Regions from separate parts of the Mus musculus genome. Here region 2 is linked to region 1. Evidence: chromatin loops called from intact Hi-C (ENCODE). Cell type or tissue: heart. All regions are shown on one strand. Each heading gives the region's core, and the rest is flanking DNA. Links, peaks and the distances in the headings are about the cores only.

Region 1 (6,070 bases), core at 433-5,432:
AGACAGTTTCAAGGCACTCTCCTCCTCCCGCATGAAAGCCTAGCTTAGGACCCCACATGCCTCAAGTCAGCATCTCCTCCAACCATCCTCTTGCCTCAAAGGCACTTGTCCTCTCCATTGGCTTCCCCAGCTCTCCTGTGTGCAAACTGCTAGGTCATTCTAAGGATGAGAAATTTCAAAATCAGATATGCTACTGAGAGAATGGTTTGGTATTCTGGAAAAATGACCTTAAACATTTTTAATCCAATTCTTATCATCTGTGTGACCTGGGACAAGCTACTGAACAAAGTGCCTGCTGCCCATGCGTCTCTTATCTCACTAAGTCCAGGGGGCACATCACCAAACCCCCAGTGCCTAGCAAACAAACAGAAGCATCTCAAAAAGCCTGCCAAACAAATGCCAACAAGGCTAACCTCCCCTTCGTGGCGTGATAAATGAATATTAAAGGCACCTGAAGCATAGCAGCACTTATTACTAATCACTCCCACCTCCCAGGAAAAGACAATTCTGCCTCTCAAGCAGGGGATGCCAGTTTCTGAGAGGACACACTAAGAATACACCATTCATTTCTACCCAAGCTTAGTGGGGTCATGCCTGCCATGTTAGCAGCTGGAAAGCTGCAGCAAGAATACCACAAATGTCAGGCCAGCAGTTAAGTTCCAGGCCAGGCTACAGGATGAGACCTGACCTCAAAAGAACTATGATAGATAACTTCATATTGAATTTTGTTGTAATTCTATACCCACTATCACAAAGAACCACCTTTTTTTTTAACTTTCCTTATTCCCAACATTTTTTTGTAGTAGTGTCACTAGGAATTAAACTGAGTTCTTCTTTGTACGAGGCAGTGCTCTACGGCAGAGCTATCCTCAGATCCCTTTTACTATTTTGAACACCCCCCCTCCTTTTTTTTTTTTTTTTTACTATTTTGAGATTTAGGCCTCACAAAGTTTCACAAACTGCCCCTGAAACCTTCCATCCTCTGGCCTCTGATGCCCGAGGAGCTGAGATCACAGACCTCTGCCACCAGGCTCAGTTTTACTCACTTATTTCCAATTACCTTCTATGATTACATCATTAAACAGAAAATCTTTATCAACAGTTCATCTCAAATCCCCAACTCAGCCTACTTATATACCTATACCTTTAACACTTGGGAGAGACTTGAGGCAGGAAGATCAGAGTTCAAAGCCAACCTGTTATGAAGCATTTGAGATGATACCAAATCAAGAACCTATTTGGAACTTCTAAAAGTCCAATAAAACAAATGAAACAAAAGAACTTCTTCTGCATCCCCCATAGAAAAAGTCCATTAACAATTCTTTCCGATCATCCGATCCAAAACTAAGAGTGTCAGGATCAAAAAACGAAGCTCTGATAATGTGAGTTCTTCTATAGTCTTAGTTTCCTCTTGCACACTAACAAGGCTCAACTTCTCTCACTTCCTGTCTGAAACAGCTCAGTAACACAGAGCGGGGAAGCAAGTAAATACCATATACTAATCCAGCAATAGCGACTCCAAACTGAAACATTTGCTGAATGCCTACAATGACGCTAGATTAGTCACTTTATACTTCGTGACAAATCCAAGGGCAGAAACTAAACTATGGCACTTTATCGATATTTATGACCGTTTCTTAGGCGCTTTTCTGCAGAAGGATACGAGAGAGTCACAGATAAAAGATACCGCGGCTTACCTCATTAAATAGCCTTGACCTCAACACTGAGCATTTGCCAAAAAAAAAAAAGTTTACGCTTCCGAATACTTTACCGGCTAAAACTCAGACTCCGGGACAAGAGTCAAGCTTGGATGGTTAGCGCTGGGAAATGGGGGTGGGGAGGATGGCAAAGACATCTCTGGAAATTCATAAATTTACAATACATTTTTACGAAAAGGGGAAAGAACGCCAGAGATCAGCGTCACGGGAGACTCAGACCCTTTTCTCTTACTTGACTGCAACTCAGGGATCCCACGCTTGAGTGAATTAAGTCCCTGGACGCGAAGGGTTCCCTATCAACACAAAGACCAAGGGGCCTCCAGGATGCCTGTGCTCACGCGCCGGACAAACGCAGGCGCACCCCTGCACACCACCTAGTCCGCCACGCTCCTCCTCGTCCCCACTCGCTCTCACCACACCTTCGCCCCCACAAGGACACATGCTGCCCGCACACGCACCTTCTCCCGCATTCTTCTACGCTCTCTCGCTCTCTCGCTCGCTCACCCCACCTCGAGCCGCGCTCCCCGCCCCTGGCCCGGCCCGGCCCTCCTTCCGGGGACGTGTCTCGGGCCTGCTCTAATGGCAGCGGCGCCTCCCGCCCTCCCCTGCCCGAGGCCCGGGCGCCGCGCGGGGCCGCCCGGGAGGGGCGCACTCACGCTGGCAAGCTGGGGACTGGGCATTGAAGGCCGGCGGAGGCGGGAGCGAGGAGGCGCCTCTCTCCTCAGTCACCTCGGCGGCGGCGGCGGCGGCGGGAGCGGCGGCGGCGGCGGCGACGACTCCCCCCCAGCCTCGGCGCGCGACACCCGGCCCGGCCCGGCGGCGGCGGCGGCGGCGCGTGTCCACGAGTCCGTCTTGCTGCTGCTACTGTTGCTGCCGCGACCGCCGCTGTGTTCCCCCCCCGCTGCCGCCGCTGCCCCCGCTACCGCCGCTGCCCGCTGGCGTCGCCTCGCGCCGTGCCCGGCCGCTGCTGCCGCTCCAGCCGCTCCCGGACGAACGACGGTTACAGCCCGGCCGATCGCGCCGCCGCCACCACCGCTGCGCGCGCAGCCGGACCAGCTCCCGCCGCCGCCCCTCAGGGGGCGCTGCGGGGCGCGGCGCGCGCGGCGCAGCCACGCCCTCGGAACCGATGATTGGCTGCCGGCGGCTCGCGGCGGTTGGCCCCACCCACTCTGCCTACAGAGCTTTGACCCACTGCCCTGGGCGCCTCCCGCGCTCCGCCTCCGCGTGGCTTGCTGCGCTCGGCACTGGGGGCGACGGAAGGCGTATACATGTGACCGGCGCGGGGTGGGGGTAGCGGGGTGACGAACGTGGCTGAGGGAAGCGCCCGCCCACTCTGCGACTCGCCCATCCGCACCTGGGTCTAAGTTAGCGCCTCTGGCCACCCAGTGACCCGCAAGGTCGCGGGCGGATTCCGGATCCCGGGAGGCGCCTCGAGCCAGATCCCGCTGGGTCTGGGACTGGGACTGGGCGGCAACCGGGGCCTGAGCTCGGGGATTTCCAGCTCAGAAGTGGGGAACCGAGTACCTTATACTTGGCTGTCCTTCCTGGAGGCCTCGAACATCTCTGCGAAGTCTCTCTGCCCTGCTCCCCAGACCTCTATCGGGCAAGCAACACACAGACTCTTTAGATACGGAAATGCAGAATTAAGGAAAAAGTTTTTTCCTAGGTATTCTCAACTATTAAGCGGAATACTGTCTTCACAGCACAGATACTCTTCAATACTTAAATAAAGTATGAAGAATGGGCGTGATTAAAAAAAAAAGTCTGGCGGTGGTGGCCTATGCCTTTAAACCCAGTTCAAGGCCAGCCTGGTCTACAGAAAGAAAGCACCTCTAGAATTGGAACTGGGAATAGAACTCTGGGAAAAGCTTGCCTTGCATGTGAGGCCCTAAATTCAACTCTTGGGAGCCTCAAAAAAAAAAAAAAGTTTGAGTTGGATTTTAACAGTTTTGAAGATTATCTTAGAGATTCTCTAATGGAAGGAGGTTTTTTGTGTTGTGTTGTTTTGTTTTGTTTTTGTTTGCCTTTTGCTTTTGAAACCTGGCCAGAAGTTATAAGCCAGTTCATGCATCTTGATTTCTTGTTTGGAAAATGTGGTTACCCGGTGAGTTGGGAGGCTGGTTTGGGCTATTGCCAAGTGGAACAGGAAAAGGCTCTGGAGGCTGGCCTGAGAAGTGGGTTAGATTTCCCCAAGATGGGAGTGGGCAGAAAAGTGTATACTCACTATCCCGCACGGAACCCTCGCCCACCCAGGATTGACACTTACAAGGAAATGAGAATGCCCCTGGAGCTATCGCTCCCCAGTGTGTTCATCCTGCCCTTGCCCTGTGAGGAAATGCAGTGGTCAGTGGTCATTAGCCCTTTCCCACGAGGCAGTCCTGGAGCATCGCTCCTCACCAGAAGCTGCCCTTTAGAACTTAGTTTTAAAAAGAAAGATCTAATGACTCAGCCTCCTACAGCCACAGCGCAGAACTCAGGAGGATGGGGTATTTTAGGGCAAGTCTGTGTGGCCTTGCTGTGTGGGAGTTAAAAGGCCTTGAGGAGCAAGAGAGTCTAGAGATTAGAATCAAGGCCCCTGGCAGAGGGTGTGAAGGCTGCGCAAGGGTTGCCTGCATTATTCTCCCAGCCTTTCTTCAGGCAGCGTCTCTCCAAGGACAGACTGGAGAGGAAGAACTAACCACCCAGCAGAACTTTGGCTGCATTTCCTGGTTATGGATGCTTCATTTATGGCTTCAAAACACCTTATTATGCACATCCTACCATAGTATGTACAACATGCTATAAATGCCTGTTTTCATGATTCTCCTCTGCAGGACCGGTCTACTAGGGCAAATGAGTAGATAGCTGAAGGAATGAATTTCCCACCGCCTGGCTCTCAGCCGGGCCCTAAAATATCAGTAAGTAACATAACATGAGGATAACAGCAACACCTACACTAATGGCCATTTTTAAAAGCACCTACTCTATTCCAAGCTCTGGGCAAGGTGCTTTTAAATAAATTACCAGACTTATGTTTCTAAATAACCCTGTGAAGAAGGTATTATTAACTCATTTTAAAAGAGAATAGAGGCTTAGAGAAATGAAACGTCAGAGGCAGAACTTGGCCCGGGTTTGTCTGCCTCTGGGGCCCAGATAATCGTGTTAGTCTCTGACTTCCGTCACTAATTGGTGTCCCGCAGAGTGCGCTGGAAAGCCTACCGAGACCTCGGGCGCCCACCTATACGAGACCACAGGGTCACCATCACTGCGCCTTACCCGTAGGCCAGTGAAGAGGTATACAAGCCTCTCAAACCTAGTTTTTCCAGAGAAGGTTACAAGGCAGTTTTACTTCCTCCCCACCATAAACAGAGCGGGAACCGGGCTGCGGGTGCCTTATTAAACCCAAACCACCTTGGCAGTGAGCTTCACACATAAGTACCCTGAGTTTATCCAGGGCCATTGCTGAAGCACTCCAAGTGCCATTAGCTTATTAATCCTCCCAGCCCCCATGTGAGGCTAAAGCTGGCGGTATTCCTGGCTCATTTTCCAGTGCATGATCTCCTTGGAAGCAGACGCTGTGTGGGCCTGCCATACACAGCAGTACTAAAGAAGAAATGGGGGGTATGGCAGAGAAACTGCGGTGCTAGGGTTGGGACACAGCCCAGGTCCCTGGTTCCCATTCTGTGAGTTTATGCTCTCTTACTTGGCCTCTTTGTGTGGCCATAAAGTTGCTATGTAACCTTGTGTCCTAATTAGAGTTTTTTGTTTTATGTTTTGTTTTGTTTTTTTTTTTTCCTTTTCAACTTGGAACAAGCCAGAGTCATTTGGGAAGAGAGAGCTTTAGTTGAGAAGATGCTACCTGTAATGCAAGTCTGTAGGGCAGTTTCTTCATTAATGATTGATGTGGGAGGGCCTGGACCACTATGAGTGGCGCCAACCCCTGGACTGATGGTCCTAGGATATGTAAGATAACATGTTGAGCAAGCCACGAGGAGCAACAAAAGGGATCAATATGGGTTCAGGACACCCCAAGACCAAGTTCTCAGCACATAGAAGATTCACTTGCCCCAGGGAGACAAGGGTCGGGGAATAGAGACGAAGACAGGAGATAGAGGATGAACGTGTATTTGTGTGTGTGTGGTGTCAGGGAACACGGGATATGAGACAACAAGACCAAGAACTGCCTCTGAATAGAGAAGAGACAGACATAGCCCATTGGCCAAATGCAGTTCATAAAGGTCCAGAGGAAACTCCAGGTTAGGATAAGGTGTTTAATTTAATTGACATGTTAATTAGGGGAGCCAAAGGGGGCTTTTGATTGCTGGACTTCAATACTTTGATGGCTGGACCTTTGCAGTCAGCCTTGGAAGGAG
Region 2 (6,070 bases), core at 370-5,369, 78 kb after region 1:
ATTCTTTCTTTGGCTAGCTTTGATAAGTGATTCAAGCACAAATGCTAGACACAAGTAGTTAGGTGACTAGAAAAGAGATACAAATTTACAAATTAACATTTTAGACATCTTTTTCATGTGGCTATGATGGCACATGCTTTTAATCCTAGAACTCTAGAGGCAGAAGCAGAGGGGCAGAGAGAGAGAGGCAGAGGGAGAGGGAGAGAGAGAGGGAGAGGGGAAGAGGGAGAGAGGGAAAGGGAGAGGGGGGAGAGGGAGGGAGAGGGAGGGAGAGGGAGGGAGAGGGGGAGGCAGAGGCAGAGGGAGGAGGAGGAGCAGAGGGGCAGAGAGAGGCAGAGAGAGGCAGAGAGAGGCAGAGAGAGGCAGAGAGGCAGAGGCAGAGTGGCAATGCAGAGAGAGCAGAGGGGCAGAGGGGTAGAGGCTGGTCTGGTCTACAAATCAAGTTCCAGGCTAGCCAGGGATACATAGTAAGAACTCTACCTCAAAAACAATAGCTAAACAAATCCAAAATCAAAACCAAAAAAGCCAAACAAACAAAAACCCAACCTTTTCAGTAATTTGACATCTTTTTTTGGTGGGGGGGGTTGAGACAGGGTTTCTCTGTGTAGCCCTGGCCGTCCTGGAACTCACTTTGTAGACCTGGCTGGCCTCCAACTCAGAATCCGCCTGTCTCTGCCTCCCTAGTGCTGGGATTGGCTACTTATAAAAATTTTAAGTTATGTTTAGATCTTTATTTTTGTGTGTGTATGTGTACATTTTGTTTCATGGCACATGTGTAGATCTGAGGACAACTTTTGAGAGTCAGTTTTTTCCTCCCACTGTGTAGTCTTGGAGATCGACTCAGATCTTCAGGCCTGAAGATGATTTAACCAGCTCAGACATCTTGACATCTCAGCCTCAGACTTTTTTTTTTTTTTTTAAAAACTTCTCTTTTTTATTTTTTATTTATTATATGTAAGTACACTGTAGCTGTCTTCAGACACTCCAGAAGAGGGAGTGTCAGATCTTGTTACAGATGGTTGTGAACCACTATGTGGTTGCTGGGATTTGAACTCTGGATCTTCGGAAGAGCAGTCGGGTGCTCTTACCCACTGAGCCATCTCACCAGCCCAGCCTCAGACTTTTAATGGGATTTAATTTGGGTTCCATCTGCATACAGTACCCTAGGATGAAGAGATCTTAGAGACTGTGCCCTGGTCCTTACAGCAGTACTATCTGTCTCATGGTGATTTATGTCTTGTTATTCCAGTATTCTGAAGATTAAGACTGAGTTGTTTTGAGTTCAAAGCCACTCTGGGTTAGAGAGTGAGTCACTGACTCTGCAGTGAAAACACGTGTTAAGGAAAAATGAAAGTATTTGTCTTTTTGAAAGAGTGCAGGGGGATCCCTTGTGAAGGACCAGCATTCAGAGCAGGAGTACTAGGAGCTCTGAGAACTAGGCAGCCAACATGGGCTAAGGACTGGCCCTGGAGTCACCGTTTTACAGAATAAACAGAAGGTGGCAACAAAACAATTCAGTCTAACAGGTGCTAGGACTGCAGTTTGTCAGAGACCTAATATAAGATGCTTCTTAGTTTGTTTTTGGGGGACAGGGTGGCCTGTCCTAGGTGGCCTGTAGCTGTGCTGTGTATGTAGGCCAGACTTGTCTCAAACATGAGGTAATTCTGTGGCTTTTCCTCCTCAGCGCTAGGATGCATAACCACCTCATCCCCTTAGTATGGCTGGACATGAAGGCCTCTATGTGCAAGTAGAGGTCAGAAAACTTGGGAGAGCTGGTTCTCTCCTATTTTGGGCCTGGGGCTAGAACTCAGGTTGATAATAGTCCCCTCCACCCCCAACGAAATAAGCTAATTCAAGAATAATTTTTTTTAAAAAGGCATATCTATTTGGAAATGGGTTCCCGGGTGAGTCCACCAGCCTCAGAGGTCGGGGGCAGAGTATGGCTGGTACTTTTTTGATAGATTGTAGGCGAAGAAAATGACAAGTCTACCACAAGCTGGGCTTGTGCCCAGGTATGGTCATCTAGGGTGGGGCTTGGGTGGCTGGTGACTAAAGATGAGGATTAGTACAGTCAGGAATTCAGGACTGGATTTTTTGGCGCCTTTTTGTGTTCTGAGGCTTTCTGAGTAGGCGGGGTTGGAAGGAGAGAGAGAGAGAAAATTTGGAATTTACCGGGGATGAGTGGGTGGGGAACAAGCCAACAAGCCGGGGACTCCAAAAACAGGTGATAAGCAGCATTACCAGTTGACCCGACCCCAAATGCATCTTTTAATAATTCTCTCACTAGTTTTGAACCTGCTCTAATGGAAATCTTGCCGACTGACTTCCTGGATGCCCTACTTGGGTATGGAGGGAGCCCTTTTCTTCCGGTCTTTGCGTCTCTGACTGACCCCTTCGACTCCTTCTGAGTTTCAGTTCTGCAACACACAGCATTCCCCATTCCTGGCTTCCCTTTCGCACACTCATCACTTATCTCTGGGTCAGCCTCCTCCCTCCCACCACGCCCGCCCGCATCCCCATCTTCCCATCCCGTTCGCTCGCGCAGTCTTTCCCTCTCTTCCGGCTTCACTTGGCTCTAACCCTCGCGTCCCCCTCTCTCCAGAAGCGTTCTTTTCATTTCCCGGTTGGAGGGGCGGCCCCCGATTCCACTCCGGGGCACCGCTCCCTCGGGGACCTCCCCAGGCTCGGCCGTTGAAGGAGGCGTGGCGCACGAATAACAGGTCTCCTGCCGCACACTCCGCGGGCCCGAGCGCAGACAAAGACATTCCACGGCGCCCGCCCCCTCCGCGCACTCCGCCCGGGGGAGGGGGAGGGGAGACACGTGTACCGCTAGCGCCGGGTCACGTGGAAAAGAAAAAGAAATGAAGGAAGGCGGCGGGCGCCCGCGCAGGCGCCCTAAGCTCGGAGCCCAAGCGGGGAGGCGACGTCTTCAGTCGGCGCAGGCGCCGTGGTCCAACTGGGGACTTTGTTCTCCGCGGAGAAACTCAAGGGCGGTGCCGGTAGGCGCCTGCGCACGCGCGCCGCCTCATTTCCGGTGCTCTCTCGCTGGGTCGCTCGGGTCGGCTTCGGTCGCTGTCGCTCCTGTTCTTCCACCCCCGCCAACCGCCGCTCGGGCCTCAGCTGCCGCCGCGTCGCTTCCTCGCTCGTTCGCTCGCCACCCATCATCCCCGATGCAGCGCCGGGACGATCCTGCCTCGCGCCTCACCCGGTCCTCGGGCCGCAGCTGCTCCAAGGACCCGTCAGGTGCCCACCCCTCGGTGCGTCTGACCCCGTCTCGGCCGTCGCCGCTTCCTCACCGGCCCCGGGGAGGGGGAGGTGGGCCCAGAGGAGGCGCTCGGGCCTCGCCCGCCACCCAGCCGCCGCCGCTGCTGCCTCCCTCCACCCCTGGTCCCGACGCGACGGTGGTGGGTTCCGCGCCGACCCCGCTGCTGCCCCCGTCAGCCACAGCCGCGGTCAAGATGGAGCCGGAGAATAAGTACCTGCCTGAACTCATGGCCGAGAAGGACTCGCTCGACCCGTCCTTCACTCACGCCATGCAGCTGCTGTCCGTAGGTAAGCGGTTCTTGGCGGGTCCTCTGGGTCTCCCGGTCCTGACTGTGGGTGGCCGCCGCTTTGTTCTTGCTCCCACCCCCTCGGAGCCCGGGCATCGAGAGTTGTCATCTCGACCTGGCCTTCGAGATTCTGCACCCACAGTCCCACCCGGGCTCAGGGTGTAAGGGAAGATTTCTGAGCCACGGACGAGGCCCGAAGAGGACTCGCGATCTCAGAGCGCGGAGAGCTTGATGGATAGTACCGTGCTCCCGCCCCCTTCTCCTCCCGTAGTAGTTGCCCCGCGCGCCAAGGGCCGGCTCTTAACAGAAATGAACCTATTTCTCCCCGCTTTCCCAAAGAGGAAACATTTGGGGGGGGGAATCGCGGGTGATGGAGACCTGGGGTGTAAGGTAGAGATAGCCGGAATGCCGGTCCCGCACAGCGCATCTACGGAGCGGGGCGGGATTTAGCGGGAACTCGGGTTTAAGTTCATTAGAGGTCGGGGCGACGAGAGAATCCGTGAGCTTGAGGTTTTCTCAAGCCAAGCTTTCCATTTCGGCCTGTCGAGTAAGAATTGCTGCAGACCCGGATGGTTTCTCTGTTTTATTTTGAAATGTGTTTCTGAAGTTATGCAAAAGTGTGTGTGTGTGTGGGGGGGGGGTTGTGATAGCCCAGGAGACCGTAGAAAGAAATGATAGAGGGAGGTAAGGGGCGGCAGGCAGGTTCTTTTGCGTGAGATGAACGAGAAATTGGTCTTTTTGTTTTAGTTTTTGCTGGAGTAGAGATAGTTTAAGAATGGTAGTCTTTGTTCTCTGATTGTAGACTATGGAGCTCTCTTCTCCGGACTTGAGCGACTTAGATATTTTTCCTTATTCAAACCGCCGCCTGTTGTTAGACATGGTTTTAGTATTTTTTATGATATCGAATTTTTTTTTTTTTTTGATTTTGGTTTTTCGATACAGGGTTTCTGTATAGCCCTGGCTGTCTTGGAACTCACTTTGTAGACCAGGCTGGCCTCGAACTCAGAAATTCGCCTGCCTCTGCCTCCCGAGTGCTGGGATTAAAGGCGTGCGCCACCACTGCCCGGCTGATATCTAATTTTTATTAAGCATCTAATACCCACAGTCTGTCCTACTGGTTGAATAGTTGGACTGTTGAGGGGCTGATGGAACCTTGTCACCAGACAAAAACTGGGAAGGTTGAGCGGATTCAGAAACCCTACTCTGAACCTGGAACACTTGACCAAGACACCCCATGAGTCAGTCACACGGGGTGTTAAACCCCCCCCCCAACACCTGAAGGCCCTCCCTCCACATGCAGATGTAGCATCCCTAACTTCTCCGACCAAGCCAATAGAAAGCATCTGCTTTTAGATCCCACCCCACCCCAAAATGTATATTAGACCCTAGCCACAAGGAATAAAGGTTATTTCATCAAAGACTGCCTGAGAGCTTCAGAATTCTCCCCCCTCTCCTTTGGAGAGCAATGCTCCAGAGCCCCCAGATCTCCTCTGATAGCGTCCAGTACACAGAGCATTGCACTCTGGCCAGAACGATATCGTGGACAGTTCATTGTGAAAGAGCACTATCTAATGGAGAGACAAATCAGCCTTTAAGAGCACTGTCTGCTCTTCCACAGGGGTTCAGTTCCCAGCACCCACATCAGAAGGCTTTCAGACACCTGTAACTTCAGTACTGGGGGATCCTGTTTTTGTTTTCTTTGGTGGTTTTTTTTTTTTTTTTTTTTTTTTTTTGGTTTCTCTGTATAGCCCTGGCTGTCCTGGAACTCACTTTGTAGACCAGGCTGGCCTCGAACTCAGAAATCCGCCTGCCTCTGCCTCCCAAGTGCTGGGATTAAAGGCGTGCACCACCACGCCCGGCTGTTTTCTTTGTTTTTTTTTGTTGTTGTTGTTTTTTCGAGACAGGGTTTCTCTGTATAGACCTGGCTGTCCTGGAACTCATTTTGTTGACCAGGCTGGCCTCTGCCTCCCAAGTGCTGTGATTAAAGGCATGCACCACCACCACCGGCCTGATGTTATCTTATGTCCTACACAGGTACTCAAAATACAAAGCTGAAAAGAAATAAAAGGAATATACCATTTTCCCTTCATCTGCTCTCTGTTTCCCAGCATTGTTGAAGGGGATTTACCGTTTGTATAATGCAAAAAGGTCACGGATCTACAATGACTTAAAGACCTGCTTTTCTTTCCAGTCAAATATGAAAACAGCAAATAAGGGCCTTTGAAGCACAGTAAACAAAACCTGTGGTCAGTGAATAGAAACATCAACTCTGTGCATGTCAGCTTGGTACCTCTATTCTGTAATACTTGGGCTCTTACGTTTCTGTTCTTTTGTTCTGACAACTTAGTAAAATTTTGATTTTTTTTTTTCCTTTTTTTTCTTTTTTAAAAAAAAAAAGGTCTCAAGTAGCTGAGGCTGGGTACTCTCTGTATAGCCACTGGTGACCTTGAATTTGTGGTCCATTTCCTCGAGGGTTTGGGAAGTGAGCCCCACCACACTCAGTTTGTGCAATGCCTAGG

What was found. Hi-C counts contacts between places; a loop is a spot of excess contacts. Peaks named below come from ENCODE experiments on the same cell type or tissue, not always from the same donor. Only the 100,000 strongest peaks of a DNase experiment are listed, where the experiment ranks them.
Region 2: a loop joins it to region 1, with 5 times the contacts of the local background. A loop is called at or near these places in 7 of 42 quality-filtered maps.

What each region holds. Positions count from the first base shown.
Region 1 is chr4:129,816,906-129,822,975 of GRCm38, reverse strand. It overlaps Ptp4a2 (protein tyrosine phosphatase 4a2), which reads right to left and starts at 2,497. Exons shown (of 6, transcript NM_008974.4): 1 at 2,375-2,497. In heart, for the core only: CTCF peaks have their summits at 2,228 and 2,858; DNase peaks (open chromatin) are centred at 2,275, 2,935, 4,005, 5,195 and 1 weaker place; H3K4me3 peaks cover 3,873 bases; H3K27ac peaks cover 4,198 bases.
Region 2 is chr4:129,739,261-129,745,330 of GRCm38, reverse strand. Khdrbs1 (KH domain containing, RNA binding, signal transduction associated 1) reads left to right here and starts at 3,028. Exons shown (of 9, transcript NM_011317.4): 1 at 3,028-3,552. The coding sequence starts at 3,171. In heart, for the core only: no CTCF peak of the experiment used is centred there; DNase peaks (open chromatin) are centred at 2,870 and 3,690; H3K4me3 peaks cover 3,910 bases; H3K27ac peaks cover 3,227 bases.